6 separate regions of the Mus musculus genome follow, and regions 2, 3, 4, 5 and 6 are each linked to region 1. The links are chromatin loops, found by intact Hi-C in ENCODE. Cell type or tissue: heart. All regions are shown on one strand.

What was found. Peaks named below come from ENCODE experiments on the same cell type or tissue, not always from the same donor. Only the 100,000 strongest peaks of a DNase experiment are listed, where the experiment ranks them.
Region 2: it touches region 1 in a loop (2.6-fold over the local background); 8 of 42 quality-filtered maps call a loop at or near these places.
Region 3: a loop joins it to region 1, with 7 times the contacts of the local background. A loop is called at or near these places in 15 of 42 quality-filtered maps.
Region 4: a loop joins it to region 1, with 9 times the contacts of the local background. A loop is called at or near these places in 8 of 42 quality-filtered maps.
Region 5: it touches region 1 in a loop (6-fold over the local background); 7 of 42 quality-filtered maps call a loop at or near these places.
Region 6: a loop joins it to region 1, with 4 times the contacts of the local background. A loop is called at or near these places in 9 of 42 quality-filtered maps.

Annotation. Positions count from the first base shown.
Region 1 is chr6:124,901,679-124,905,678 of GRCm38, reverse strand. It overlaps Lag3 (lymphocyte-activation gene 3), which reads left to right. Exons shown (of 8, transcript NM_008479.2): 6 at 187-423; 7 at 711-841; 8 at 1,079-1,320. The coding sequence ends at 1,237. Among named protein-coding and RNA genes, the nearest start is that of Lag3, 8.0 kb to the left of the region's middle. In heart, CTCF peaks have their summits at 1,164, 1,363 and 1,947 (motif pointing left); DNase peaks (open chromatin) are centred at 288, 1,368 and 1,908; H3K4me3 peaks cover 1,852 bases; H3K27ac peaks cover 2,022 bases.
Region 2 is chr6:125,028,315-125,032,314 of GRCm38, reverse strand. It overlaps Zfp384 (zinc finger protein 384), which reads right to left. Exons shown (of 12, transcript NM_001372420.1): 8 at 1,293-1,517; 9 at 462-644. It overlaps 4930557K07Rik (RIKEN cDNA 4930557K07 gene), which reads left to right. Exons shown (of 4, transcript NR_130997.1): 2 at 3,157-3,187. Among named protein-coding and RNA genes, the nearest start is that of Ing4, 9.5 kb to the left of the region's middle. In heart, a CTCF peak has its summit at 1,586 (motif pointing right); no DNase peak of the experiment used is centred here.
Region 3 is chr6:125,080,365-125,084,364 of GRCm38, reverse strand. It overlaps Lpar5 (lysophosphatidic acid receptor 5), which reads right to left. Exons shown (of 2, transcript NM_001163269.2): 2 at 321-3,228. The coding sequence starts at 3,011. The coding sequence ends at 1,893. Among named protein-coding and RNA genes, the nearest start is that of Chd4, 14 kb to the left of the region's middle. In heart, a CTCF peak has its summit at 2,360; a DNase peak (open chromatin) is centred at 2,374; H3K4me3 peaks cover 1,025 bases; H3K27ac peaks cover 1,353 bases.
Region 4 is chr6:125,040,938-125,044,937 of GRCm38, reverse strand. It overlaps Ing4 (inhibitor of growth family, member 4), which reads right to left. Exons shown (of 8, transcript NM_133345.2): 2 at 913-984. The region is part of intron 1 of 4930557K07Rik (RIKEN cDNA 4930557K07 gene); the gene reads left to right. Among named protein-coding and RNA genes, the nearest start is that of Ing4, 3.1 kb to the right of the region's middle. In heart, a CTCF peak has its summit at 1,973 (motif pointing left); no DNase peak of the experiment used is centred here; H3K4me3 peaks cover 90 bases.
Region 5 is chr6:124,966,354-124,970,353 of GRCm38, reverse strand. It overlaps a transcript of Cops7a not described here. Among named protein-coding and RNA genes, the nearest start is that of Cops7a, 2.8 kb to the right of the region's middle. In heart, CTCF peaks have their summits at 2,369 (motif pointing right) and 3,419 (motif pointing right); no DNase peak of the experiment used is centred here; H3K4me3 peaks cover 444 bases; H3K27ac peaks cover 59 bases.
Region 6 is chr6:125,006,773-125,010,772 of GRCm38, reverse strand. Zfp384 (zinc finger protein 384) reads right to left here and starts at 1,535. Exons shown (of 12, transcript NM_001372420.1): 1 at 1,274-1,535; 2 at 333-392. It overlaps 4930557K07Rik (RIKEN cDNA 4930557K07 gene), which reads left to right. Exons shown (of 4, transcript NR_130997.1): 4 at 379-597. In heart, no CTCF peak of the experiment used is centred here; DNase peaks (open chromatin) are centred at 1,102 and 1,872; H3K4me3 peaks cover 2,665 bases; H3K27ac peaks cover 2,460 bases.

The DNA of each region.
Region 1 (4,000 bases):
AGGAGGATCAGGAGTTCAAGGTTATGCTTGGCTACATAGGAAGTTCAAGGTCAGTGTCCTATGACCTCTGCCCCTGAGGTTTTCCCAGCCTGATCCCAGTGAGGGTTAGGTAATGAGAGGATTGTAACACTGATGACAGCTAAGGGGTCGAGGCTCCCATGAGATCTCTCCCCTCTGATTTTTCAGTGACTCCCAAATCCTTCGGGTTACCTGGCTCCCGGGGGAAGCTGTTGTGTGAGGTAACCCCGGCATCTGGAAAGGAAAGATTTGTGTGGCGTCCCCTGAACAATCTGTCCAGGAGTTGCCCGGGCCCTGTGCTGGAGATTCAGGAGGCCAGGCTCCTTGCTGAGCGATGGCAGTGTCAGCTGTACGAGGGCCAGAGGCTTCTTGGAGCGACAGTGTACGCCGCAGAGTCTAGCTCAGGTTTGGCATCCCAACTCAGAAGCCTTCCAAGCCTCCCCACCCCACCCCCCACCCCCACCCCCACCCCGCGCCTATCTCCTAACCCCACCTCCTCCCCCCCTCCCCTTCCATCGGGGACCTGACTTCCAGCTCTCTAGGCCTGACCTATTTCTGTCATTAGTTAGCTGAATGATCCTGGACAAGGCCCTTAAACTCTCTGGCCTCATTGTATCTGTAATGGATGAGGGTGTAGCAAGGTATCCTTTCCCATCTCCAACCCCGGATCTAACCCAGTGCTTTCTTCACAGGCGCCCACAGTGCTAGGAGAATCTCAGGTGACCTTAAAGGAGGCCATCTCGTTCTCGTTCTCATCCTTGGTGCCCTCTCCCTGTTCCTTTTGGTGGCCGGGGCCTTTGGCTTTCACTGGTGGAGAAAACAGGTGAGACAGACCTCAGAGTGCTGTGTGGGACCGCTTCCCCTTCCGCAAGAAAGAGAACCATACTGGGTTCGGAATTTGCTCCCAGAGTCCCTCTACTGGGAACACCTTGTAGCTGGGAAGCTTAAAGGTGCTGAAAGGCGGCCCTGGGCCAAATGGAGAAGCCTGGAAAGACAGAAGTGGAGCTCCGTGATTATCTTCTTTGTTCTCCATTGTCCTTTCTGTCTTTCCCCCCCACAGTTGCTACTGAGAAGATTTTCTGCCTTAGAACATGGGATTCAGCCATTTCCGGCTCAGAGGAAGATAGAGGAGCTGGAGCGAGAACTGGAGACGGAGATGGGACAGGAGCCGGAGCCCGAGCCGGAGCCACAGCTGGAGCCAGAGCCCAGGCAGCTCTGACCTGGAGCCGAGGCAGCCAGCAGGTCTCAGCAGCTCCGCCCGCCCGCCCGCCCGCCCGAATAAACTCCCTGTCAGCAGCATCAGCAAGCTGGAGTCTGTCTTTCTTGTCTGGGTCTGGAAAGGTTCCTGTTTCTCCCAGCCACTAGGGGCTCCCTTCTCTCACTTCAGCCTCCCAACCTACTTTCTCCAGCCAATCTTTCTCCTCATTCCCTTTTCTGTTGCTTGCCTCTTTGTTTCTTCCACTGTTGTCCCCTTTCTGTTAAGTAATCCGTTCCTCTCCGCCTCCTTCCCCCCGCCCCCTGAAAGCTCCAAAGAGCCCTCACTTCTGACCTCCGTAATCCTTTCCCCATCTTGTACCCACATTGTGCTGACTCTCCTGGTCTCCTTTATATTCGGTCCCTTTGGCCCACACCTAGCTCAGCTGCACTTCAGTACTTGTGCTCAGACCCCTGGCTACAGAGAAGGAAAGCACTGGCAGGCGATCGCGCGCGTGCACGCGCGCGCGCACACACACACACACACACACCACACGCTCGCGGGCTCACACCACCCATGTGAAATCCAGAAGATGGGAGCCTCCTAATCTTTCTGGATAACCAGCTGACGTTGTTACCTCTGCCCCATCCCCCATGTTTGTCATCCGTGGGTGACTTTTCTGGCCCCAGGCATGACAACACACTGCCACCTAGTGGTCACCGCTCGCCACGCCCCCAGAGGAGGTCACTGGACCAACTGCCACAGCCAGGATGCCTAACACTGCAGTAGGCTAGGTGGAGCAAGGATGCAGGTGCTTCATTTACATATGCATTCTGGGTGTGCAGCCTCGAATGTGCTCCCAGCATCTGTCACGTGTCTGATGTACCCCGCAGGAGAGGGACTAAATAATACAAGCTTCAGGAAATACAGCCCTGGTACTGGCAAGGTTATAATCCCAGTAAGACAAAGGAGAGGGCTGTAAACAAAGACCATAGGCAGGGAGGAAAACAAGCCACCAGGACTTCTGTGTATTGCCTGTGAGAGTCCTAAGTCCTGGATTCTCTTTCTATTACCGTTGATGAGGATGTTACAAATCTCTTTAAACATTTGTTTTCTAATCTATTAAGTGGGACAATGGCCAGGAGCGGGAGGCAGGAGGATGCCCCTGGGTCCAGGAGTACTGGACAAACATGGGTAACATAGTGAGACCCCCATCTTTTAAAAGTAAAAACTGAATATGGAGGTGCCTGCTTGTAATTCCAGCACATGGAAAAGTCACCAACTTAGTAAGTTTGAGGCCAGCTTAGGCGACATCAGATCCTGACTTGGAAATAAATTATACGGTGGGGCATGCCATAGGGGCTCCCAACACTCGGGAGGTAGAGGCAGGAAGATCTCTGTGAGTTTGAGGCCAGCCTGATCAACCTAGTGAGTTCTACGACAGCCAAGGCTACACAGAGAGACCCTATCTCAAAAACAAACATTATTTTAATTACTAGGCCAGTGGGATGGAGCAGAGGGTAAAGAGGCATGCCACGTAAGCTTGGTGACCTGATTCACCGACACCTGGGATACAGGTAAAGGCGAAAGAAAGCAACCACCAGTTCAACAACGTTGTTCTCTGAACATGCATGCCATGGGACCCACTCACATATAACACCATGCACACACACCATCATCACCATCACCATCACCATCATCACCATCACCATCACCATCATCACCATCACCATCATCATAATGATGAGGAGATGGCTCAGCACATGCTTCGCAAGCCGGAGGACCTGAGTTCAGCTCCCCGGCACCCGTATAAAAGTTAGGTGACTTCCAAAGACCCTTTAGGATATTGCTTTACAGTGCGCCTGTCTCTGATCCCTCTTCCAGGGCCACTGGGTTTCCACCTGTGACAACCCAAGAGTCCCAGCCCTGAACCCCAAACCTCAGAACATCAGATTGCCTTAAATGGCTGGGTATTCAGGCTTTGGGGACTCCCAGCACAAAATAATGGTGTCACTTTTCATTCTCTGTCCCCAAGTCTCTGTCCCCTCTGTCTCCATAGAGATGGAGATCTTCAACCTCCTGTTTATGCTCAGGTACCAGTGTAGGGTGTTTGTCACAGCTGTGTGTATGCCACCGTGAGACTCCTTCAGGCTCCCTTCCTCTTGGGGTCACTAATTTGCTCCCCTGTGCAGAGCTACAGCTCCCTGACAAACAGCAAGGGTCCAGGCTCCACCTTCATCACAGTGCAAGGTCTCAGGTCCTACCCCTTTGACTGAGGCACAGTGTGTTCTGCAGAGACCTCTGCTGAGGCCCTGCCTCAGGCCTTCTTTCCATGGCCTCAGGGGAGGCCACCATGTTTTCACAAGGCAAGGATTTCCTGGAAAGTTTTGTGGGTGGCATTTTTTCCTTTGCACTAGATAATAACCCATGCCCTTTGGGTTTGTGAGAGAAGTCACAGGCTCACCAAGGCTCCTGCAGGGACTTCCCCACACTCTTTCATGAAGGGAACAGAGGCAGAGTAGAAGACCACCTTGGTCTTCTGTCTCTCATAGAAGATGTGTGAGGCCAGTGGCACAGAACACAAGACAGAGGGGTTGGCAGCTTGTGTTGAACAGTGCATAGTTCATACAGAGCCCCACCCTCTTGCCAGCAGGATAACTTCTAGCCCTTCCTTGCAGTGTGTGTCCTTGTTAGATCTCTGCGAGTTGGGTTAATTCGCTAGTTGTGTTCCCAAGTGGCTGTTTGTTTGGGTGTTTTGTTTTTTGTTTTTGTTTTTGTTTTTTTGTT
Region 2 (4,000 bases), 130 kb before region 1:
CATGTTTCCTTTTGTGCTCTTCTCTTGGCATCCCGTGGAATCTTGCTTGCTGTAGTTGAGTGTATCCAAGCTGGTGCCAGCTTACATCTGATTATATCTTCCATTTATAACTGGTGCCCTGAGGCACCAGAGAAGAAATCTGGTAAGAAGTGTGCTTGGTATTTTCAAGGAGGAAAACGAAGGAAACAGTCATCTTTGTTCCAAGTTTGTCTGTCTTTAATCAATCAGGAAAGTATCACACAATCACTGTGTCTTTTCAATACACTGTGTGCTCCAGAAAGACTCTCTTGGCATCCACTTCTTTTCTCTCTGTTGCCAGTTATAGCCTCCTCCAGCCAGGTCTCACCTCCAGCCAGGTCTCTCCCCCGCCCCCCCGCATGCGGGTGGTTGTGTGTCTCCGGGGCGGGGGTGGGGAGGGCATGCCAGCGGGGCGGGATCAAGAGCCCGCCCCTCTCCCTTACCGTGTGTGCTGCTGGAGGTGGGAGAGCTGGCGGAAGGCCTTCTGGCAGTAGGAGCAGTTGTAGGGCTTGGCCCCTGAGTGGATACGGAGGTGCTGAGCCAGGTAGGAGGTGTTGGCGAAGGTCTTGGAGCAGTGCGGGCACTTGTGGGGCTTGATGGTCTCCGTGTGCATCTTGGAGTGAATCCTGCCGGAGAGGAGAGGAGGGAAGGGGGGAGGAGGAAGCAGTTCGACACCATGGGCTCAGCTCTCTGCTGGGTGAAATGATGTTGCTTGACGGATGAGAGCACCCCCTCCCTCCTCCCAATAAAGCTCCGGCTGCAGAGGCTAATGAAGAGGACACCCATGTCTAGGTTGCTGCTGACTGCAAGTCGGTGCTAGAATGGCAGTGAGATGATGAAGACTGTAACCCATGGCTCTTGGTAACCTTACAACACTGTCTTGTCAACCCTCGGCCTTTTCCTAAGGTTACACACTCACCACAGTTACCCTGTTTCCAAATAGCAATTTGAACATAGGCCAATACCGCCTGTTCCCCATGGACCTGAAGTTGAATGCACACCATGGCTCTGAACTGAAGCATATAGTAAAAGCAGGGTCTGCTCTGTAGAAGATTTCCAAACAGACACAGAAAGAAACCACAAAAATCGTTCCAGAACTGGGGATTGGAAATCACAATTTTCAAGGCCCCCCCACCATACACACTGCTAGGATACAGAGTTTAATTTTCAGAAAATAACAAAAGTAAGATTTCAAAAGGCAAAGGAGAGAACGGTTGGCACAGGCCTCACGGCCTTGGAGGTTTTGTACCTCGGTAGGGGTAAGGCAGCCTTACCGGGTGTGCTGCTGCAGATGTGAGAGCTGGCGGAAGGATTTCTCACAGAAGTTACAACTATAGGGCTTGGCCCCTGAGTGGATCCGGATGTGCTGGGCCAGGTAGGAGCTGTTGGCGAAGGTCTTGGAGCAGTGCGGGCACTTGTGGGGCTTGGTCTCGGTGTGTGACTTGGAGTGGATCTGCATCTCCGACTTGGAGTAGAAGGTCAGGGAGCACATCCGGCACCTGGCCAAGCAAGCGCAATGTTAGAGCCTGCCCAGCAGGAGGCGCTGCTGAGCCTCTCAGCCCTGCCAGCATTAGAGCCTGCCCAGCAGGAGGCGCTGCTGAGCCCCTCAGCCCTGCCCAGAGAAGCCCACCTAGCTGAGCTCATCTCCTGTTCCAACTACACGGGGAAGCTCTAGAAACTTTCTCTTTTCTATTTAAAGAAAGGGTCTCATGTAGCTCAAGCTGGCCTTGAACTCATAATACTCTTGTTTCTTACCTCCCAAATGCTGCAATTATAATAGCTATGTGCCACCAAGCCCAGCCTCTTATTTCTCTTTATTGCCTAAGCTGACAGACACAGTGCCCAGGACTCAGAAATACCCAATAAATGTTTGGTAAATGACTACATACCCTAAGTATACAAAATGAAGCAGAAAAATATTATGAGCTGAGTGACTACAGATCAACCTTCCCAATGCTGTGACCTTTTATACACTCCCTCATGTTGTGGTGACCCCCCCCAACCACAAAATTATTTCTTTGCTCCTTCATAACCTTAACTTTGCTACCGTAATGAATCATAATGTAACTATCTGTGTTTTCCGATAGTCTCAGTGACCCCTGTGAAAGGGTTGTTTGACCTCCAAAGGAGAGGTGACTCACAGTTTGAGAACCTCTGATGAAGATTTTATTAGGCCAGTTAAGTTTCCAAATTTCTACAATGAATTCCTATTCCTTCTCCATGTCCATTTCCCGCTTAGTATTCAACTCTCCTGTGCACTACTGAAGGAAAGCTGACTAGATGAGAGCGTCCATCTCCGATAACTGTCTTCAGGGATTTCCCCTGCTTCCTTCTCCTAGCAACTGCTAAAGAAATGGTGATGGGAAGTACCAGAGTTACTTGGGGGGCTTTCTCAGCCCTTCTCGGCCTCTATGTCCCTGATGCTCCATTCATCTTTTGCCCTTGCCTCAAGCCAATCAAGTGAGAGCCAGTTCTGAAACAGGCCAAGGTCACTGTTAGAAGTGGATTATAATCCTTAAGTCTTAACAAGAAAAAAGGATTGAAAAGCAATGTTGTGCTATGCTAAACCTTTTCTTTTGTTAACACACAAAGCCAATACTGGACCTCCTAGATGACATCCACAGCACCTGAGTACACATTTGCTGGTCACCTGAACCAGTGGATCCTTCCTACTTTCATACCAGCCAACAATATGAAATAAGGAGGCCTCTCTCCAAATTGAGCCATCTTTGTAAATTGGACATCAAAGGGTATGGGATGATTCCTGTGTCCTTTTCATTTTGTAATTTTTGAAAATAGCTAAGATCAAGACTAGAAAGAACAAGTTCCCTTTGAGAAAATAGTATCATTTGCTGTGGCCTCTATATTAATGAGTTCACTAAAATCCTAGTAACTTGATAACCAGTCTTCATTCTCTACACACTTTGTAACTCTGAAGCAAACTCCTGACTCCCGGTTAGTTTATCAGTGACTGAGACATCCAAACACCACAGTAGAGATCAGCGTGGTCCAAAGTAAACAGTCAACAGGAGTCTAGATACCTGAGCCCTAGTCCAATGGAATTCAGTTATAGGTTACCCACTATAGCCTAGACCTCAATCATCTCATCTTTAAAATGACATTAATTTTTGCTTCTAGGAGAGCCAGCAAGCACCCATGACCATCAAAGGTAAGCTAAATATTTATTAATAAAACAGCATTATTGCTAGCAGCCTCAGTATTGATGATAGGTGAGCCAATAATGATACAAGCATTTTACAAAGACTGAGGTCAGAAACTGGACACAATGCTACTTGTATGACACTGAATTAATGTTGTGAAGTTCCTTTGATAACTAATTTCTCAGTCCAGGTAGAACATGTTCATTGTTTACAAAGAAATGTTTTTACATTGCTGGGGCTCAAACCTAGGCCTTGCCACATACCAGGAAAGTGCTCTACTACTGAATTGTAGCCTCAGCTCCGACACACATTTTAATTTAAATCCTACCACCTTGAGAATGAAAGTTAATTATAAAAAGAAAGTAATCCTAGACTGAGGACTATGATGGGCTTGTAGTCCAGCTTGCTCTACAGTGAGAGACCCAGTGTTAAGAAACCAGAAAGAAATCTTCAACAAAGCTTTAATTAGAGAAGAATATGAAAAACTTAACTGAAAACAGAATGGCAAGCTAGGTACAGTGGCACATGCCTATAGTCCCAGTACCCAAGAAGTGGGGGACAAGACAAGCAGGAGTTCAAGCCAGCCTGGGCTGCCTGAGAGCCTGTCTCAAAACAGAAAACAGAAGTCTGGCAACAGTCTCAAAGATCCTAGGGTACAATGACATGACGATGGTCAGATGGTTGTCATGACAACCACAACTGCTGCTGCTATTGCCAGGGACAGGGTAGGTGGGTGCTTTTAATTAAGCACCTTTTGTTTCTACTCAAAATAATCTTGAAGGTATTCTAATTCTATAAAAATGAACCCAAAAGCTCCCAAA
Region 3 (4,000 bases), 180 kb before region 1:
ACACGGTTCTCCAGAAACATTCCGCCTGGCCCTGAGTATTTGTGTCCTCCAGAGAACCTTAAGGACCACAATGAGCAGGGTGATCAGTGCCAACCTAGAGGAAGTTAGATGTGAACTCTAATACCTTAGAATAAACAATCTCAAAGTGTGATCCAGAGACTGGCTCTTTGAGGAATCCTGAGGTCAAGACTATATTTAAATGCTAGCATGCCCCGTGTCCGTCCGTGTTCATCCTCTCCCGGGTGTAGAGGGAAGCTTCCAGGGGTTTCATGGAATGTGATGACATTCCCGCTCTCACAGATAAATGGAATGTGTGCTTCTGTATTTCCATGTCTCAGAAACATGTCAGCTTTAATTAATAACATGGTGAGCATCATAAGAAAAGGAAAGAACAAAAGCTCTGTCGGCTCCCTCGTTCCTTGCACAAAGGGATTTGAGACCAAACAGTTTGAGGACTGACGTTTGACTGCAAAAATGGTAAAGGTCAGAGGAGGAGAGGGAAGAGAAGAGGGAGGGGGAGGGAGGAGAGGATCGAGGGAAGGGAGGGAGAGGGAGGAGGCCCAGGATGGGGGATAGAGAGAATGAGTTAAGAGACAGAGAAGCAAAGTGTGGTGGCCATGTAGAGAGAGCGGTTTTCAAAAGATACAAATTTCATAAAATACTGACTGCAGCTGGGCTTGTAACCCCAGCATGTATGAAATGCTGAAACCGGAGGCTCACCAGCATGCTGGGCGCACCTCTACTCTCAGCACTCAGGAGGCAGAGGCAGAGGCAGGTGGACCTCTGTGAGTTTGAAGCCAGCCTGGTCTACACCAGTGAGTTTCTGGATAACCAGGTTATTACACAGACAAATCCCAACCCAGTCTTGAAAAAACAAAAACAAAACAAAAAGACAACAAAAAGACCAAAGTCTGTCTTAGTGGCAGACAGCTTTAATCCCAGCATTTAGGAGGCAGAGGCCAGCAGATCTCTGTGTGTTAGTTCAAGGCCAGCCTAGTGTACAGAATGAGTTCCAGGACATCAAGAACTACATAGTGGGACTCTTGCCTTGAAAACAGAACAAAACAAAAAGAGTTCAAGGCCAGACTCTGCTATGTACTATATAAGGGGGCGGGGTGAGGAGAAGGAACGGGGTGGGAAAGAGAGGGAAGTGAGACTGAATATTAAAGATCCAGGATGGAAGAGGCCCCGAGAGCTGCAGAAGGGAAAAGGATGACTTAGAAAAGGAACCAAGAACTAGCAAGTGAGAGGGACTCCAAGCATGGCTCTGCCCTGCCCCAGCCACCACATGCCAGGTGTCAAGTCGAAATTGTTACAAGTTGGGAAATGGGTCAGAACTATTTGGTCCATAGCAAATAAACCTTTGTGTTATACCTCCCATCTGAACAGGGAAGCCAGGGCTGGTGACACAGTGGCCATCACCCTTGAGTAAACACAAAAGCCAGCAGGTAAGGCTGGGATACAATACAGTGGGAATGTACTGGCCCAGCATGTGCGGGCTGTGGGTTCTCGGTTCCACCACCAGCCCAGAGTTTTATTTTTGAAGATGACAGATGAGCGTCTGTGTAGTTGATTCACCAAGGTCACCAGATCTTTAGCTCTCAGACTGACGACCTAGGAGATCTCTCTTCTGCTCCATGTACCAGCTCTTAGCCATGCGCATGCTCACTGCTTGGCTTCCTACATACTGGAGCAGGGTTTCTCTGTGTGATAATCAGAAGCTAAAGCTGTCAGCAGTGGCACTCTTCTTTTCCTTGCTTACACACTTGTTCCCTTCTGCACACTAGAGCTGGAGTTGTTTCAAAGTCCAAGTACCCAGCCCACCTCCCTCAAATGTACACCCTAAGCCTCTGAGGGAGGCACAAGTCTACGTTCACTTAGACTGCGTCCTCTCAGAGAGCCGAATCCTGGGAGCAGTTGTCCGGGGGTGTACCCAGAGTGGCAGGCTGGAGTAGAACCTGACTTGTGGCATCCTGCCCAGTGTTTTGGGTGCTTTCTGAGGGTAGTTCGGTGAGCACGCCTGCAGCCCCATTGGTAGCCAAAGGCCTGGTATTCAGCGGGGCGCCCAGGTTGCGAAGGGTGTTACGGAAACCCTCGGCACTGAAGTAGTAAACCAGTGGATCCAGCACGCAGTTGGCGCCGGCCAGCAGCACCATTATCATCAGCACCCCGCGCACCTGATCGCGGTCCTGAATACTGTTCTTCACCAAGTTGGCCCGTAGCAACCCATATACAGCCAGCGTGGAGTTATAGGGCACGAAGCACAGCAGGAAGATGATGAGATTGGCCAGCAGGAGGCGCACGGTCTTCCGTCGCCGTTGGCTCTGAGTGGCGTCGGGCCTCGCCAGTGTCCAGAAGACTCTGCCAGACGAATAGACGACAGCCGCCAGGGGCAGCAGAAAGCCTAGTATCTCGGCCAGCAGCAGGAGCGGCAGCAGCCTGCCCTTCCACAGTTCATCGCTGAAGCTCTCGAAGCACAGGCGCACAGTGATGTTCTTGTACGTGCAGTGGGACGGGCTGTGCACGCGGGCGGCGGGCACAGCGAACAGCAGGATGAGAGCCCACACGCCCAGGCAGAGCCGCCGTGCCACACGGGGCCGCCGTAGGTGGCGCAGTCTCAGCGGGTGCACGATGGCCGCATAGCGGTCCACGTTGATGAGCATCAGAAAGAGACAGCTGCCGTACATGTTCATCTGGAAGATGGCGCCCGACGTCTGGCACAGGAAGCCTGGAAAAGGCCAGTGGTGCTGTGCATAGTAGGAGAGGCGCAGGGGAAGTGACAGGGTGAAGAGCAAGTCGCTGGCTGCCAGGTTGCACATGTACACGCTCACCACTGAGTGTACGCGCAGTACACGCAGGAAGACCCAGAGAGCCAGAGCGTTGAGAGGGAGACCAGTCGCCAATACCAGGCTGTAGACCACCATATGCAAACGATGTGTATCTCGATAGTCAGGGCACTGGAGCACAGAGCTGTTGGTAGAAGTCGTGTTGGCTGAAGAATTGGCAAACATCATGTCCAGGTGGGAAGAGAAATTAGTCTGAGGCATCGTAGGGAACAACAAGGTCAGAGCATGACTTTCACCTCCAGGGTGGTAGCCTGGTGGCAATACAGACTCTGTCCCCAGGCAAGCAGAAGCAAGACATGGGCACGTGGGCTGTGACCTCAGGGGCAGATGACTGGCCAAGGCTGGAAGCCCTTGGTGCTGCAACTTCTTCAGCAGTGGAGACCTGGAGTGGGAAGGCAAGCCAAAAGTAAAGCTATGAGAAACAGAACCGTAGCCTAAACACTTGGCTGACCACTGGCCTCTTGAGTCCTTTCTTGGCCTCAAAGGCTCTTCAGGCCATCTTTCACCATCCATAACAAGCAGGCATTTTATAGTTCCTCTCTATCCTACATTGTCATGCCCAGGTCCTGCATGCAGTCAAGGGTCCCCGGCAGGCTATATGCATGAGTCTTGGCTTTGCCACTTGCCTACCTTTGTGGCCTCAGAAGATTTGCTCTGAATTTCATTTTCCTTATCTAGGTGTGTGTGAAGGTGTTTGAGTTCACATATATTTAAAGACATTGTTTGGACATTACGATGAAGATGCTTCAATTGCTGTTCTTATAATCCGCCTGCCTGCCTTCCCATAAATGTTTACTGACTCCTTAGAAGGTTCTAGCCTGTCCACAGTCAGAATCAAAACAAAGGCCTTGTCCCACCCACCGGCTTCACATTCCATTAGAGGAAAATTAACAACATTCACCGCAAATAGGTCTGACTGGGGAAGGCGGTAGAGCACTTCCTCTCTCTGCCTGGAGTGAGTCTGCGACCTTATCTAAGGAATAAAGTTCAGAGCGCAAGTCCAGGACAATATCATCCAGTCCGGTTCATCCCATTCACCTTCTCCCTTGTGGGCTGGGTTTGCTCAGAGAGACCCAGCTACATTCAGCTTGAGTGACCTAACCATCTCCTCACCTATAAAATGAGAATGTACCACCGGTGTGATTCCAAGTCAC
Region 4 (4,000 bases), 140 kb before region 1:
CCACCATATAGCCCTTGCTGGCCTGAAACTCAATATGTACAACAGGCTGGCCTCGAACTCACCAAGATCTACCTGCCTATGCTACCATGCCCTGCCCTTTCTTTGTAATAGCTTCTTGGCAAAGTTGCCAGCAGCCATCCATGCAGGCGTATGTAGCCTCAAGTGCTGTGGATTTGGTGATAGCAAACACTGCAATGAGGCATACCTTGCGTTCACGCAAAAGCAAAAAACAAAACCAGGAGCAACGTCTAGGCTTCGTATCTTCTAGTCTTGAGGAAAGAGGTACAAAAACTGTAACACCCCTGAACCTTGTTTATTTTGTGCATAGTTTGTATGTGTGTGGATGAACGTGTACAATGGCCCACAGGTTGTGGTCACAGGACCAACTTCTGGGAGGTTCTCTCCTTCTACTGTGTGGGTCCTGGGGATCAAACTCAGGGCATCAGGCCTGGTAGCAAACACCTTTACCCACTGAACTGTTTCGCCAGCTCAGCATCACTGAATTCTTGAGGTATTATCTCAATCCTTCATTTGATATGGAAAAGTAGAAAAGGATGGCCATTATCTTCTTTTAAGGAGTCCATGAAAGTCAAGGTGGAGAGATGGCTCAGTGGTTAAGAACACTGGCTGTTTTCTTGCAGAGGACCTGGGTTTGGAGCCCAGTACCCACATGGTGGCTCACAACCATCTTTATAGCTCCAGTTCCAGGAGATCTGATACTGTCTTCTGGTCTCTGTGTACCAGGCACACACATGATACATAGATATACATATGGGCAGAACATTCATACATACATACATACGTGCATACACACCTCCCTCCCCCAAGTAAGTCACAGTTCACCAGATGGTACGGTAGCAGAAAGCAGGAAACCACACAGTGATCAAGAAAAGCCTATTATTCTGTACGTACCCTCTGTCCTTTGGTCTAGGTCCCTCATGAGCTGAAAGTTTCTCTGTAATTCAAACGGGAGGTTTTCAATACCTGGGAAGAGACAGAAATAGTTACTGCAGTACACCTAAGTTGTGGCAAGTGCTCTACCACTAAGCTAGACCTCAGCTTGCTGCGGCCATCTTTCTATTTAACCTTTTGTTTACTGTTTCTGCGATGCTGTGGATAGAACCCAGGGCTTTGCGTATGCTAGGCAAGCGTGCTGCCCCTGATCTACAACCCTAGCCGACTGAAGGCTCCTTTGAAAATGAAGTTCAGGCTGGAAACAAAAGGAAGAGGCAGGGGAATTATGACTCAAGTCAGGCTCGGCCACATAGGGAATCTGGAGCCACCTAGTTACATAAGATAATTGTTTTAAAAGACAAAACAAAGAATAGGAAAATAGACAAAAGTAAAGTTCAGGGGCTGCAGAGATGCTCGGCAGACAGGAGCACTGGCTGTTCTTCCAGAGTCCAGAGTTTGGTTCCCTGCACCCAGACTGAGTGGCTTACAAGTCCCTATAGCTCCAGCTCTGGGGATACAATGTTTCTGAGTTACAAGGGGACATGCATTCATGCATACACACACATACATACCCATTCCCATGATTGATGGATAGGTAATAAAAAATAATTAACTAAAATACTTTTCTAGGGCTGGTGAGATGGCTCAGTGGGTAAGAGCACCCGACTGCTCTTCCGAAGGTCTGGAGTTCAAATCCCAGCAACCACATGGTGGCTCACAACCATCTGTAACAAGATCTGACGCCCTCTTCTGGAGTGTCTGAAGACAGCTACAGTGTACTTACATATAATAAGTAATAATATATATATATATTCAAATATATATAATAAATAAATCTTTAAAAAAATACTTTTCTAAAGTGCAATTCAGTATTTTGAAAAAAAAAAGGGGGGCTGGAGAGATGGCTCAATGGTTAAGAGCACCGACTGCTCTTCCAAAGGTCCTGAGTTCAAATCCCAGCAACCACATGGTGGCTCACAGCCATCCCTAATGAGATCTGATGCCCTCTTCTGGTGCGTCTGAAGACAGCTACAGTGTACTTATGTATAATAATACAAAAAACTTAAAAAAAAATATATATGCATATATATATAAAATGGAGTGTGATTCAGTTTTCCCCTCATCTGAAACTGGAGTTTTTTCTTGCTTTTGTTTGTTTGTTTCTTTTTTTAAGTTTTTTTTTTTTTTTTTTTTTTTTGGACAGGGTCTCTGTAGGCCAGGCTGGCCTCAAACTTGCTTTGTAGCCAACGATGACCAACAATAAAATTCTGATTCTTGTCATGTGTTGGCTCCTAATAGTCCAGTGTTAATAGTCCTATGCCAGCTGTATACAGTGTTGGGGATCAAACCTCAGGGCCCTTGCATGCCAGGCAGTCATTCTACCAACTGAGCTCCATGCCCAGCCTGAAATGAGGGATTTATTTGTGACAGGATTCATTCACCCTTTCTCAAAAGGGGAAACCTCTTTTTCAGCTAGCCTCCTGTCTCTGCAAGCCTCCTAACCTCTTCTTATTTGGTGACCTTATTCTATAAACCAGCTTTCTCTCTTTTAGCTTCAACCTCCATCTTCTTTGCTCTCAACTTTAGCACTCATCATGCGTTCTGTAACCGTCCAGTAACTTAAGGCTGTGTTCCACACTTCCTATCTGGCTTAGCTCACTCAGCCTTGCCATCTTCTTGCTCTCTCTGATAACACACTGGCCTTCTAAGCGCCTCACACTTGTCAGCAACTTTCCAGGAGTCCTGGCTTCCTCATCCCACCCACACAGTACCTGCTTCCCCCACTCCACTTCTTCTCATTCTTCAAAGTGCAGTTTCAGAACCGGACTTTCCCAGACTCGGACAAATGCCTTACATAGACAGGCTGTCAAGATAGTCTAGCTAGAGCCGGGTTTGGTGGCGCATGCCTTTCATCCCAACACTCGGGAGGCAGAGGCAGGCGGTTTTCTGAGTTCGAGGCCAGCCTGGTCTACAAAGAGTTCCAGGACAGCCAGGCCTACACAGAGAAACCCTGTCTCGAAAAAAACCAAAATGAAAAAAAAACAAAAAAAAGAGATAGTCTAGCCAGTATTTTTAGTATTTATCCAACCATAACGAAATAACTAATAGTTACTTTGGGTATGTCTCCCTAACCTTCCAGGAGACACATGCCTGGATCAAATTTTAAATTCCCCTCATGTTTAGAAAGTGTCAAATAAATAATTGAATAAACGTATTATTAGTTAAGCTTCTCCACAAAAGCAAATTTTCTCTACAGAGCTTAACCTCACTCTCTCGCTCCCTGTGGTGGGGCAGACTGAACTTCAATCCCAGGGGCTGCCCCTTGTTAGGCAAGTGGTCTAGTGTCATCTCCTATATAAACATAAAGACAGGCTTTCATTATGTAGCCATGGCGGGCCGAGATCTCACCTTATAATACCAGGCTGGTCTCAAACTCAGAGATCTTTCCAAGTGCTGGGATTAAAGGTATGTGCTACCCAAACTTGTGTTTCTGTAAGTCGAACTCAAATGTAAAAAAATGTTTGTACTGAATATGGCTTGGTGCTTATAATCAATAGCACTGTGGAGATAGAAGGAGGGCCTGGAGTTCAAGGTCAACCTGGGCTAAATCAGACACTGTCTGAAAAGACAAAACAAGAGGGGGCTTCTTAAGTCTGTGACAGCAGTTCACTAGGATTACTAGTCACAACAGATTACCAAATCAGATGACTCATCTTTCCCGAGGCAGTCGGCACCACCTTCTCGTTCAAGTAACTTACTTCCTCCTAGCAGTGAATACTAGGTCAGAGGCCTTCTGGTATTGCCAGCATCGACATTTTTTTTTCTCCCGAGACAGGGTTTCTCTGTGTAGCCTTGGCTGTCCTGGAACTCACTTTGTAGACTAGACTGGCCTTGAACTCAGAAATCCGCCTGCCTCTGCCTCCCGAGTGCTGGAATTAAAGGCGTGAACCACTACATCTTATCCTTTAAATGCTGCTTTCTTGAGCTCAGTGTCTTTTTTACTGTCTGAAGTTTTTTCCTGAATAATCTCACTGTCAGATTGAAT
Region 5 (4,000 bases), 65 kb before region 1:
GCAAGCACTCTTACAACTGACCCATATCCCTTTCTGGTGGCCTGTCTTTTGAAGAACAACTGTTGCCAAATGTATCAATTTTTTCATCTTACAGTTAGAATGAGTATTAAGTACTTCTCACCTAGTTTATATCCCAGACTATAACCCAAACACAGAGGAAGAGATCGAGAGAGGTAAGGCAGGACTGTAGAGATGACTTGCCTCAAACCAGAACTAAATATGTCTCCGTCTTGAATTCGTGGATATATTCTAGGTAATCTGCTCTCGAGCCTTTTACGTTTACTCTGTAGTACTGGTATCAGAGCAGTCAAAGGAATGACCGTGCTGAACCACACCTTGGGGAGCTGTGAAAAGAGGCACCAGGGGAAAAGGCCAAATATCTTGTACCTCAGATTCACTGTGTGCCCTGGATTGTCCTTGGGCACGATTTTGTGCCTTCTGTGACAAACATTTACATTCAACTTACAAGACAAGCTTATTCTTGTTGCCTCTCAGAATATAGCTGTGGCACTCAGTCTGGTGAAAGGACTTGCTGAGTGCTGTTCTTAGTGTTCCCTGGATCTGGACATGGCCTCCTGCCTCACTTTCATGCTTTCCCAGATATAATCTATAATATGTGACTGGCAATTGTGTTTAAGTTGGTCTGTCCTGAGAAAGCTCTGGGAAAGGGCTGCACTGTTAATATTTTGTGTGTGCTCACTGGTGTTTATTTACATGTTTGTCTGACCATGTTTTTCTGAACTCAACCAACCTTTCCTGGATAATTGCTTCGTTACATTCATGTATATAAATACACTGAATCTGAAATAAGGTTGTCTGCAGCACCAGATTGTAGACCACCCCATTTGTTCAGCCCTCAGACCCCAGGGCCAGCAGTAAAGAATCAGTCTTATCTCCTTCTTCATATATATCCAGTTCTCAGAGTCAGCAAAATGTATATGCTTTCTTTCCTGCTCCAAGGTGCAGTCACAAATCAAGTTGTTTATGTGTGTGAGTCTGTTTCTGGGCTATTATGGTCTAGTGGCCCATCTGTCTATAAGTATATCAATACTATGCCTTCTTTCTGTACTGTAGACTGAATCTAGGTTCTGACCTAAGTTAAGCATGTGGCCTATAGCACAGAGCTGCATCTATGGTCTTGTGTGAGTCACAGTACATGTCTTGGTATCTGATAAAGCTAGTGTTTACATCTTGGTCCTCTTTGGGAACATCTTGGGGATCAGTGAGAAGGCTCAGGGGGTAAAGGCCTGATGACATGAGTCTAGTACCCAGGACGTACACGGTGGAAGGAGAGAACCAACTACTGAAGTTGTCATCTAACCTGTACACATGCATTGCAGTACCTATGTGCCCACACACATACAAACGGGAGTGTAACACACACATCTGGCCTTCTCTATTTCTTTGGGTTTGAGACTGCATCTCATGCTGTAACCTACACTGGGCTTGCACTTAGAACCATCATCCTGCTCTGACATCTTAAATGTTGGCGTGACAGACATGAGCCATCGTGTCTGACTTCAAGAGAGTCCTGATACAGTCAGTTTCCCACACTTTGGGATTTGGTTTGCAAATATTTTGCTGATGATTTCAGTGTCAGTTTGTGATGCTGACCTATAGTTTCCAATCTCATTTTGTCTTTGACTGGTTTTATCAAAACATAGCTCTGGCCTCATAGAATAAGCATTCTTTCTTTTCGAACTTTCTGGAAATGTTATGTGAAATTGAAATGACTGGCACTCTGCCTTTTTAGTTACCAGACTAGCCTTTAATGGCTGAGCCACCTTTCCAGCCTGTGATGTACACTTTAAGAGCTTTGTACAACTTCAGGTTATTTTCCTTTGCTCAATTTTTTTCCCAAGGAAGGATCTTCTTATGTAACCCAGGCTAGCCTTAAACACATGACCCTCATATGCTACTACTCCTGGCTGTAATATCATTTTCTTTCTTCCTTCCTTCCTTTCCCCCACCCTGCCCCCCAACAGATGGTTTCTGTGTAGCTCTCACTGTCCTGTAACTCACTCTGTAGACTAGGTTGGCACTGAACTCACAAAGATCCTCCTGCCTCTGCCTCCCTGGAGTACTGGGATTAAATGCATGTGCCACCATACACAACTTGTCATTTTCTTTTTAAGACTTTAAGTTGGGTGTGGTAGTACACAGATTTAGTCTCAGCACAAGAGGCAGAAACAGGCTTATCTATGTCCGTTCCAGGCCAGCCTGGTCTACAGATTGAGTGCCAGGACAGCCACCCGGAAACCTGTCTTAAAACAGTTGAGAAACCCTGTAATAAAAAACAAACTAATAAAGTTTATTTTTTTTTTCCTTCAAGTATGTGTACATCACATGCAGTGCCCGTGGAGACCAGAAGAGGGCATCAGAACCCTCTGGAATTGGAGTTTGACAGTTGAGCCATTTTGTGGGTGTTGGCAACAGAAGCCAGGACCTCTGTAAGAACAGCCAGTGCTTGTAACCACTGAACCATCTCTCCAGCCCCTATGATGTCACTCTTAAAACTCTTCTGTTCATGCCTTGCATCTAACCCACTTGCAAATAATGTTCACTGAAGTCCGACAACTCATTCCCACTGTTTCTGCTTGGTCCAAGTCAACTTCATTGCTCACCTGAACACCTGTAATAGTCTCTGGTTGATCTTCCTGCTTCTCTCTGTGAGCTATCAATAGTGGTTTAAAAATCTTGATTATACTCAGGTGTGGTGTTGCACAACTTTAATCCCAACACCTGGAAGGCTGAGGTAGGCAGCCTTTGGTGAGTTAGAGGATAGCTCACTCTACACAGTGAGTTCCAGGACAGTCCATGATATATAGCTATATAGTGAGATCCCGTCTCAAAAAAAGGAAAAAAAAAATGTCTGGTCAAGTTGACAAAGGCTAGAGTCATCTTAAACGCGGAACTTCAGTTGAGAAAATGAGCCCATTATATTGCCTGTAGGTAGATCTATGGACTTATTTTCTTTTCTAAAAACTATGTTTTTGAGTGTTTTGCCTGCAAATACTCACGTGCACCATGTGCATCGCTGGTGCCTAATAACCCATTCAATGCCCCGAAGCTAGATTACTGTGGGAGCTGGGAATCGAACCAGGTCCTTTGCAAGAGCAACAAATGTTCTTAAATGCTGAGTCACCTCCGCAGCCCTGTAGTTATTTTCTTGATTAATGATTGGTGTGGGAGGCTCAGTGCATTGTGGGTGACACTACCAGGCAAGTAGTCCTGGAGGTGTAAGGTGTTTAGTGTGAGCCCTAGAGAGCAAGTCAGTCATCGCATCCCTCGTGCTCTGCCCAGACTTCCCACCAGGATGGACGGTGATCAGGATGTGAAAGCCTTGGCTTTGGCTGGTGTTTCCACATGGTGACAGAAAGCAAATGATTTATTATGTGTAGTGTTCCGCCTGCATGCATGCCTGCAGACCAGAAGGGGGCACCAGTTCTCATTAGAGATGATTTTTGAGCCACCATGTAGGTGCTGGGATTTGAACTCAGGACCTCTGAAAGAGCAGCCAGTGTTCTAAACTGCTGAGCCATCTCTCCAGCCCATTCATTGCCTTGTTTTCTAACTCTTCTCTCTCTCCCACTCTCAGCCTGGAACTATGCAGCTCACATGGCCTTTGGGCCTAAGATACTCCTGACTTAGCCTCCCAAGTGCTAGACCACAAGCATGCACCACCATCCCTCGAAGGAAGCGACGGAATCAGACAGGTATGCACTTGGACCCTATCCATATTTCTTTGTCCTACAGGTTAGTTCCAGAACTCAGCCCTTGAAGGTCCAATTCTCCTGCCTCAGCCTACTGAGTGATAGGATTACAAATCATCTAACAGTAAACCTGGCTTTACCTTAATTTCCTCCTTATATGGTTTCTGTAAGGATTTTTGTTTTGTTTCATTTTGAAACCTGGTCTATTTAGTGGCGGATGATCCAACTCAGAAATCCACCTAATTAAAGGTGTGTACCACCATGATATTTGGGAGATAGGGTCTCTC
Region 6 (4,000 bases), 110 kb before region 1:
CTATACTGTAATCAGAGTCCCTGTGTCTCCACAGCAGAATACATCTCTGACAAAATGTAAGCCCATTTAGTGGCTTCACCTGAGTATTTCACATTTTATTCCTGTTGAGTACCAGTGGCCATGAAAGGGTAACAAAGAAACTACCAATTTTTTACACAAAAACCTCCTGGGTACTATGGGAAACAATAAGAAAAGGCTTTTATCTCTCTCTCTGCAAGCGCTGGTGTTGGTTACTTCAATAATTCTATCACACTGTAAAGGAAAAAAAAAAAAGAAAAACCATTTGAGATGACCCCATCTCTCCCCAAATCATTAAACCAAGATTGTCTTACCCTCTCTCTCTCTTCCTCCTGTCGTCTTATTCCTTCTCCTTTCCAGGGCTCCTGAACTTTCTGGAAACAAAATTGTCTAGGTTACAGAGGCCAGTATGTAAAGGCCACCAGAGAACTGTGGAGAGCCTCACAAGTTGACTGTCAGCAATTTGGAAAGCGGACAGCTTCCCCAACCAACAATCCAAGGATGGAAGGGCTAGAGTCACAGGCGTTGAGTGACACCCACTAAGTGTACATAAGGGAAATAAAGCCAGTTCCCCAAAACTAAGATGAATTCTATTAGCAGCATTTGGGTTCCACTCCTGGGCTCAGACACTTAATTCTTCGTTCCCCCCAGGGCTACAGGGAACCAGGAGTCAGAGGTGAAGGAAGGTCCCTGCTCCTGGGAAGTGGCTTTAGAAAGCAAAGCTGAGGGTAGGGGGGATGCCCTAGCCCTGTGTCAGGCACAGTGCCAAGTTCGGGCCCAGCCACTTCCTCTAGCCTCGCCCCCCCAACCCCCCAACACACACACTTCAGCTAGGACTTCGCCCCCTTCCTACCCAAGGCCTTGTGCCAAGAAGTACTTCCTTCAACCTTCAGTGGTCTATATACTGGAGGCTCCCAGCTGTCCCCCTAAAACCTTCGCTCCCCCGAGACACCGAACCCGGTCCTTCCTCCCGATGTCAAGTCCCACTCCTTCCTCAAAGACCGGTCTCTGGGACGTCCCTCCTTCACCCCTCCAGGGAGCTGAACTCTGCCACCCACTAGACAGGCACCCGCCCCCTAAACCCCCCCCATTCCTCCTCAGCGCCCGCTCCTCCACCGCCGCCACTTCCGGTTCCGGGACAGTCGCACTCACAGTCCCATCGTGGACCCCCCCCTCCCCACTCGCCCGAGGTAAAGGGGGGGGGGGAGGAGCGAGGGGCAGCGGCGCGCACCGACTGCAGCGGCGCGACACTCACCAGGCGGCGGCGGCGGCGGCGACGCCAGCGCCAGAGCCAGCGCGCGGGAGGGGCGGCGGTCACCGGGGAAGGAAGGAGCCGAGGGAGCGGGAGGACCCGCGGGGCGCGGGCTCGGAACCGCGAGGCGGGGCTCGCCGGCATGCACCGCAGGCGCCAGACGGACCCCGACGCTCGGCCGGGCGGCGCGCGAGACACCCGCAGGGCGGGGGCGCGAGGCGAGGTGTGGGGGGGCCCCCGCCCTCCTGGACACTCACCCGGAAGTGGTGCTGCGGCTCGTGCTCCCGGGAACCCCGAGTCCTCCACGCCCACTCCCCCCCCACCCCCCCCAACAGCTTCAATGTGCAGTCGTTTCTCGGAGAAGGCGGGAGAGCCGGAAACGAAAACGGGGGGGGGGAGGAAAGTAGCGGGGGGAGGGCGGCAGCAGGAAAGGAAAGGGGGGGGAAACAGGTCAGAGTCCGAGTCACTTCCGAGAGCCGCTCGAGCACATCCGGTGCTGTTAGGGCTCGGACATCTTGAGGGCAGAAGTTACGACACGTAAGGGCGGAAGTAGCTCCTTACCCGGGGACCGGTGGAGCGCTCGGTGGATGTGACGCCCAAACCGGACGTGAAGGCAGCGTGTGTTAAAGGGCTGAAGCTGAGCATCAGGAGAGCGTTCCCGGGCTTCCGGAAGAGACCTCTGGGGAAGTGGGAGGATGGAAGCTAGACGGGTTCATGAATTATGCATCAAGACACTAAAGACAGTTTAGATCGCCCCTCTTTTTCTAGATTTGCTTTACTTTTATGTGCGTTTATCTGTGCCTATGCATGCCGTGTGTGTACAGGAGTTACCGCTACCTGCTTCCAGCTTCACTGTGTGCGATCTGGGAACCGAACCTCCGGTCCTCTGGAGGAGCGGCCAGCTGAGCCAACTCTTCACCATGCGGAATCCTTTTTGATTTATTTTTCGAGACAGGGTTTCTCTGTATAGCCCTGGCTGGCCTGGAACTCACTTTGTAGACCAGGCTGGCCTCGAACTCAAAAATCCCCCTGCCTCTGCCTGGGGTTAAAGGCGTGCGCCACCACGCCCGGCAAAGATTTATTTATTTTTTTATTTATTTGAGTACACTGAAGCTGTCTTCAGACACACTAGGAGAGGGCATTGGATCCCATTACAGATGGTTGTGAGCCATGATCGCTGGGAATTGAACTCAGGACCTCTGGCAGAGCAGTCGATGCTCTTAACCACTGAGCCATCTCTCCAGTCCGACCATGCGGAATCTTAAAAAGACGGGAGTCACAGCTCATTTCTTAATGGACTAGGTTGTTGTAGGACGTTACCCTTTTTTCTTGGATCTTCCCGAATGTCTTTTTGCTGAGCTAGAGTGGGGGAAACTAATTTCTTTGAATATTCAAGAAAGGTAAGAAGGCCCATAGTTGTTTGAGGTTTCGGGATCGGTGCTATCAAAGTTCAATCGGTCTTCCTCTGACCACTCCGTTACTCTTTTCACTTTGGTCTTTTCTTTTTGCCAACACCCACATCTCTTATCTTCTTACCGGGTTTTAATTCTAAGTACAACATTCAGCGTACCTGCTGTTGTTTACAGCTCACCTGGTGTTGTTGCCCAGCTCCATAAGGGCAAGGACTTTGAATTGCTCCCGATGGTATCACCAGATCCCAGAATTTGTTAAGCATTCCAGTAAACGTTTGATACGTAAATGAACATTATAAACTATTGCAGGAAACTCCCTGATTGCTGCAACCCAAAGGGTTTTTTTAATTTTTCATAGCATTTACTGTGTTTTTGTCGTTTGTTTGTTTGTTTTTGAGACAGGGTTTTTTTTGTGTGTGTGTAGCCTTGGCTATCCTGAAACTCTCCCTGCAGACCAAGCTGCCCTTGAACTCAGAGACCCATCTGTCTGCCTCTGCCTCCCGTGACCCAGCTATGTCTCTGTCTTCGAGACCGGAGCTTACTTTGGTGTATTTAAAACTGGCCTTGAACCCTTGATCCACTTTCCTCCACCTCCTAAGTAGTAGGATTTTTGAGATCTCTTAGTCTATTGCTTTTACTGTTAACTTTAATTAATTTATATATCTGAATCCCTACTAAGATTGTCAGGACTTCCTATGTGTCTCTATCTGTCTACCTTATCTCCCTTTCCTACCTTCACTCCCTGTCAACTGGTCTCTTGTTCTTCCTCTTGACCCATGACTGACTTTATTTAATCCCGTTTACAATAAACAGAAAGCTCATAGATTTAAAAAAAAAAAAAAGATTGTCAGGAATCTGATTCACATACTGAAATAATATATGTGTAAAGTCACAGATGCTGACCCTGTAGAGCTCAGCTTCCTTCTATCTCGGGCCTTCCCTAAGCTGCTAAACTGCTAGCATGTAACAGCCCCAAGGTAGGATGGGGCAATGGGACTAACTTCATAAATGCCTTCTTTTTTTTAATTTAAAAAAATTTATTATTATTATTATTTGGTTTTGGTTTTTCAAGACAGAGTTTCTCTGTGTAGCCCTGGCTGTCCTGGAACTCACTCTGTAGACCAGGGTAGCCTCGAACTCAGAAATCTGCCTCCCAAGTGCTGGGATTAAAGGCATGAGCCACAACCACCCAGCTCAAAAATGCCTTCTTTACATCCTATCTGCTACCTTCACTAATCTGCTAGGCTCTGAGACCCCCTACCTCTCTTAAGACTGTGACTGTTAGTAATTTCCTTTGTTCTGCAGGTGCCTGGTGGCA